Linked DNA regions of Homo sapiens: region 2 is linked to region 1. A link is a loop called in an ENCODE intact Hi-C map of the cell type or tissue named here. Cell type or tissue: endothelial cell of umbilical vein. All regions are shown on one strand. Each heading gives the region's core, and the rest is flanking DNA. Links, peaks and the distances in the headings are about the cores only. Region 1 overlaps DNM3 (dynamin 3). Region 2 overlaps DNM3 (dynamin 3).

The links. Hi-C counts contacts between places; a loop is a spot of excess contacts. Peaks named below come from ENCODE experiments on the same cell type or tissue, not always from the same donor. Only the 100,000 strongest peaks of a DNase experiment are listed, where the experiment ranks them.
Region 2: it touches region 1 in a loop (3-fold over the local background); 2 of 110 quality-filtered maps call a loop at or near these places.

What each region holds. Positions count from the first base shown.
Region 1 is chr1:172,320,839-172,323,643 of GRCh38, forward strand. DNM3 (dynamin 3) reads left to right here. Exons shown (of 21, transcript NM_015569.5): 17 at 2,491-2,502. Among named protein-coding and RNA genes, the nearest start is that of C1orf105, 98 kb to the right of the region's middle. In endothelial cell of umbilical vein, for the core only: no CTCF peak of the experiment used is centred there; DNase peaks (open chromatin) are centred at 703 and 1,633; H3K4me3 peaks cover 180 bases; H3K27ac peaks cover 2,500 bases.
Region 2 is chr1:172,040,398-172,043,202 of GRCh38, forward strand. DNM3 (dynamin 3) reads left to right here. Exons shown (of 21, transcript NM_015569.5): 8 at 1,612-1,747. Among named protein-coding and RNA genes, the nearest start is that of MIR3120, 97 kb to the right of the region's middle. In endothelial cell of umbilical vein, for the core only: a CTCF peak has its summit at 1,519 (motif pointing right); DNase peaks (open chromatin) are centred at 294 and 1,524; H3K27ac peaks cover 532 bases.

The DNA of each region.
Region 1 (2,805 bases), core at 227-2,726:
GCCTACTGGTAGGAAGTCTGAAACAATGTCCTGGAAAGAAATTTGGTGCAAATCCAGTTTTGCATATTTACTAAGTCTGACACCTCAGAGTTTTTAAAGAGGTTTTATTAGCTGTATATATAAGTGGTCTTCCCCTATCGTGTATTTTTCTTAAGAGATTAAAAATGATGGCAGGAAGTGAATCACCCTGGAACTTCACTATTCCTTCTGAATTCAGGACTGTCCCAGTCATAACTGATGTTTTTAGGTCGGCTTTGCAGATTGAAACCACTTTACAATGAAGTCCTTTTGAAACTTCAGAAATTCCTCTTGGACAAACTCTGAAAGTGAATTTTTCTCTGTGTCAAATAACAGGAGAAAAAGTCTCTGCGTTATTGTAGGAGAAGAAGAGGAATAGCCACAGACCTGCATACATATTTATTAAAGTGCTGATGACCCCTCATATGCATTTTTTCAGCAGTCTAATAATACAAGACTTAAAATGCTTGGTACTTAGCCCCCAACACATAACTTTGTTCTTAGCATTTTCAGCAAAACTTAGAAGAGCTACATGGCCAATTCTGAAGAGTCTTAGTTTTTCTTCAATGAAGTGCTTTCAGGGATCTAAACATAAATTGCTGCCACACAGAGTAGTGAAGGGAATTATAAAGCATTTACATTTCACCATTCATGACTGTTACGCCTCTCTCAGAATAGACAGTTGGGAAATGATTGAATGAAACAAGAAATGGCCAAGCCACACCACGTCCTCCGCTTGTGTGTTTCTTGTATTTAAGGATTAAGGCCTCCTACCCTGTGACATCATTGTTGCCACTACAAACAGAACCATCTGCCATCGAGTGGGGAAGCCAGTCATTCCCTAATGTGCAAAAATACTTGGTTGAACTCCTGAAACTTATTTGGTAGATCAAAAGCTGCACTGCTGTGGAATGCAATAAACTCCATCTGTTTGAAGTATTTTCAGCAATATTGCACTACTTGGGAGAACCAGGGTCCCATTATTCTCTAAAATAAGACTTTTATTCCCGGTAAAATTCCCAGTGGGGATCTTTATTGCCTTATTGAACAGTTGGCATCATTTTTAAAAAGGACTCTTTTTTTCCCTTCATTCGTTCTTATGCCATTATTTATGTCTCAGATAAGCCAGGGTGTTAACGGTTATATCACGGCAACTCACAATGCCAAGAAACTTCTCTTCACTATTTTATCAGTGTCTTTAAATTTATGTTTTCTTTATTAAATATGATGGTCCCTGGATTAGGCATTTCCCTAGAGTCACGAATTGGCATTGTTTTCCAGAAAACACACTCTCCTGGGATCATTACCTTTCCGCTCTCCAGAAAATATCTGTATATATTATTTCCCCCTTCACATCCTCAACTTAAAACTAAATGCCAAATCTACAGCCAGACCTGTGACTCCGCCCTGTTCTAGGTCTCCACAGATGCACACACTTTACTCACAGCTCTCTTCCACCCTGTGTCTCAGCGAGAAATTCCTTCTGGGCCCCTTGTGAGAAGAGTTCAGATCTGTTCCCGGCCCATATCCCATCACGTCTCCCCCACAGGATCTGACCTTGTGAGGACTTGGGCTGCCCCGGGAGTAATGAATCACCGTCTTATTTTTTTAGGCCATATGTGAGTTAAATTGTTTGATATAAATCATACTCTTGCAGCTCAGGGTTGAAACAGGAGAGCCATTTGCCCTGCCGCCTGCTGCTGGCGGTTCTGTGTCTTTACCCAGAGTGTCGCTTTTAGAAATGACTACATTTTTGTGACTAACCTTTCCAGACCCATTTCTTGAGTGTGGACTCATGTTTGTTTTGGCAGCATCCCCACTATACAGTCCTTGCTTCCCATGCCAACCTAAGGCAAAACTCATAATTTACAAAATAAAGGAATGGTCCAGATGGAGGTCGTAACTTGGTCTGCTTACCCTGTCTCCCTAGAACCACCCACTCCTTTCCTCTGCTCTCTTTTCCTTCTTTTTTTTTTTTTCCACCTTCTTTGAAACCAAGGATGCAGTGTTTGTTTAAAAATGCACTGGCTGATGAAATTTTCCACTGCTTGGCATGTTGGAGGAGGAGCTGTCAGGAAAGGGCAAGCCGGCACACAAAATGCTCTGCCTTTCACGCTAACAGTTCACTTATTACTGATTCAAACCAATTCTTTCTGGCCACGTTCCCATACCCCAGGTATTCCAAATAGAAAGAAAGGGGGCAACTGTTCTAAGTTTCTGCTGTTATAAATGTATGATTTCATGTAACCTATGTGGATTCTTTGACTTGTCCATGAGCTCTGGATGCTGTATGTGTATGTATGAGATGTCAGTGAATAGTTAAATCATTTGTTTTGATTTCACTCTAGCAAGAAAAACCTCATTTTATTTTTTTTAATATCCAGAGAAAGTAGAAGAAAAAACCCTCATAATTTTAAAATAAATTTCTGTTTAACATATTTCTCTTTCTTTTCCTTGCGGCTACATGCATAGGGGAACAACAAAGTAAGTTATTTGTCCTCTTGCAGCTCTTCTGTCCCCCCAGCCCCTGCTCCGCTCCTGCATGTCTTGACAAGAGTGTTCCTGTGCATGCTGGAATGACTGTCATCTGTTACAGTGCACGAATTATATGGGGTGTGCAAATTTGGGGGAAAATGTGCATTTGCACTACCATAATGGCTGTTCCGTTTTGACTTTTGGGAAGGGAAACATTCTATCCTTCAGGGTCTAATGGCTAGTTCAGAGAGGTTGACATTATAAGGAAAGAGCTCCCACACTAAAAGAAAAGATTTTGAAGATTTAATAATG
Region 2 (2,805 bases), core at 11-2,510, 280 kb before region 1:
TTAGATTTTGAATTTGAAAGTAGTTCCAGTATGTTTAAATTGGAGTTTCTAAACCTGGTAATCACAAATGAAAATAGTTGGTTTTTTTTTTTCGTGTTTCTTTCTTTCTTTCTTTCAAGCAGCCAGTGTAAGGTAATTCATTCTTTCCTGGGACAAATATTTATTAAATCTCCCAATTATGTTGAGCAGGGAAAGGTAAAGAAAACACACATTCCTTGCCCTTAGGAGAGTGACTAATAGACATGGCAATGTTAATGTACTGTGCCAAATGCTCTGCAGGAAACACGCTGAAGATGCAGAGGAGGGGCGATGAGGAGTGGTGCCGGATAGAGTCATGGATCATGAAAAGTTTCTGGGAAGAACCAATGCTTGAGCTGAGTCTTAAAGAACACGTAAAAATTAGTCAGGCAAAGCAGCAAGGGACAGAGAGAATGGTGTTCTGAGCAGAAAGAAAAGTGTAAAAGCACAGGGACATGGTGCATTTGGGGAACTGCAATGGCTTCCTTATGGTTGGCTGGAAGGTGAGTTGGATGAGTGGTAAGAGATGGGGCTGAAGAGGCAGCCAAAGCCAGACCATAAAATGCTGGGAGATGGGCTAAAGAGTTTTGATTGTATTATCGAATTGTGGGGATCCATTGAAAAACAAGGCTAGAGCTAGTTTAGAGGGGTCACAAATCTATGTTATTCTGATAGGGTGAGGTCTGACTTTGACAAAGATAAACTCAAAAGCAGGATCATCATCTAGAGGAGCCTTCAGTGATGCTGGGAGGCATTGCTGAGAGCTGAACCAAGGCAGTGTCAGTAGGTGTGAGGAGGAAGAGCTCAACCAGCTGAGCTGTAATGGAGAAGAAATTACCTACAACTGGTGGCTCCCTGCAACTGTTGGGTGAGGGAAAGGGAGGTATGCTGGATGCCCCAGATTCCCTGCCTGGGGTGGGTGGTATCATCCACCATGAGGAGAGACTTGGGAATGCAGGAGGATCAGCAGGTTTGGGAGTGAAAGAAATTGAGAGGTTGTTTTAAGTGTGTTGAGTTCAAGGCAGCTAAGAGGAAATAAACATCCAGTACAGTTGAGCATATGGGCCACTCACTCTTCTGAGAGTTATAGGCTAAAGCGGAAGGTGTGGAGAAACTATTTCTCAATAGCCCTTGAAGCTATGGCAACCTTGAGATCACCTAGGGATGAATGTGAGGAGAGACTGAGGCTGTGACATTGGGGGAGTAATAGAGCTGGAGCATTTGGGACACTAGGTGGTTGTGATGTCATAGGAGTTCAGGTCCATTTGATTATTCTACATAAAGTTTAATTGATTAACTCTCTATTTCAAGTGTTCTTTAAATACCATTTTATGACTGCAATCAAATGAACAGAAGGCATTGAAAGACAACTATATTTAAATATTTATTCTAATTAAATGTCTAAAATCTTAATGATGTGTATTTTGTATAATCACACTGTGAGTACTACATAGAGTGCAATGTTAACTCTGCCAGTAGGTGCCACTAAGAGCACCTGGAAAAGGATTCTAAGGAATAATCATAGGAAAAGAAAATGAAGAGTGCAAAGGCTTGTAACTTTGACTTGAATCTATTTCTCTTTAACAATTACAGGATGGTTCAGCAATTTGCTGTGGACTTTGAGAAGAGAATTGAAGGGTCAGGGGATCAAGTAGATACCCTGGAACTCTCAGGTGGTGCTAAAATCAATCGTATTTTTCATGAACGCTTTCCTTTTGAGATAGTAAAGGTTTGTGTCAAACGTTATTTTTTTCTTAGTTTCACTTCACTTCCATATTCTGTTTTATACAACTTAATACAATATTGTGTGAGTGGTATAGAACTAACATAGTTCTTTGAACAAAACCTCCATATTCAGGTAATGAAATTCAGGAGAGGAATATGTTCTTACTGATGATTCTGATTTTATTTAATGAGATTTAACTACATTTCAAACACAAATACTAATTGAGTTTCCTAGTTTGTTGTCTAATTAATTTAAAAATATTTCTTAAGCATGTACTATGCACCACATTTCTAGGTGCCAGTGATTAAGACAGAGAAGACCCTTGCTTGTCTAGTGGGGAAAGACAGAAAATTAACAAATAGACAAAATACGAAAGTTTCAAATGTTTTTATGTAACATGATATGAGAGAGGGGATGGGTGAGCCACTTTTAATGGAATAATCAGGCAAATTCTGTCTGAGCAGGAGACATTTAAACTGTGCCCAGAATGGCATGAAGAGGTCAACTGGGTAAAGATCTGGGGGAAAGGGGTTGTTCAAGGCAGAAGTAGCAACCTCGGGTAAGGCACTAAAGTATGACAGGTGAAGAACAGATGTGGCTGATGAAGGAGAGGGGCATGAAGTGAATTCAGAGAGGGAGGAAGTGTCCAGTTCACACAAAGCTTTCTAGGTTGAGGTAAAGTCTTTATACTTAACAATGGGAAGTTACAGGAGGGTTTTAAGCAGTAATGTGACTTGATTTGTTGATGATTTTAGAAGAATAGTATGCCTGCTGGATTGTAAAGAGCCAAGAGAGTGAGGAGAACAGTAGGCCAGACCAGGGGTGGATTCATTTTCTGTGGAGTCTGAAGCTTCTACAATTTTACAGGCCCCCTTGAAGAAGAATACAAAATTATAAACACACAGGCCCAGGGTCTTGGAAGAGGCTTGTGCAAGGGGGAAATGCTGAGAATTAAACTTCTTTAGCTTTCCAGTAAAAGTGCCCCAGCAAGAAAGGATAGAGAGATGGGTGGCTTTGGGGTTTTGGAGATAAAGTTGCTAGGGCTTCGATTGAAATGGGGG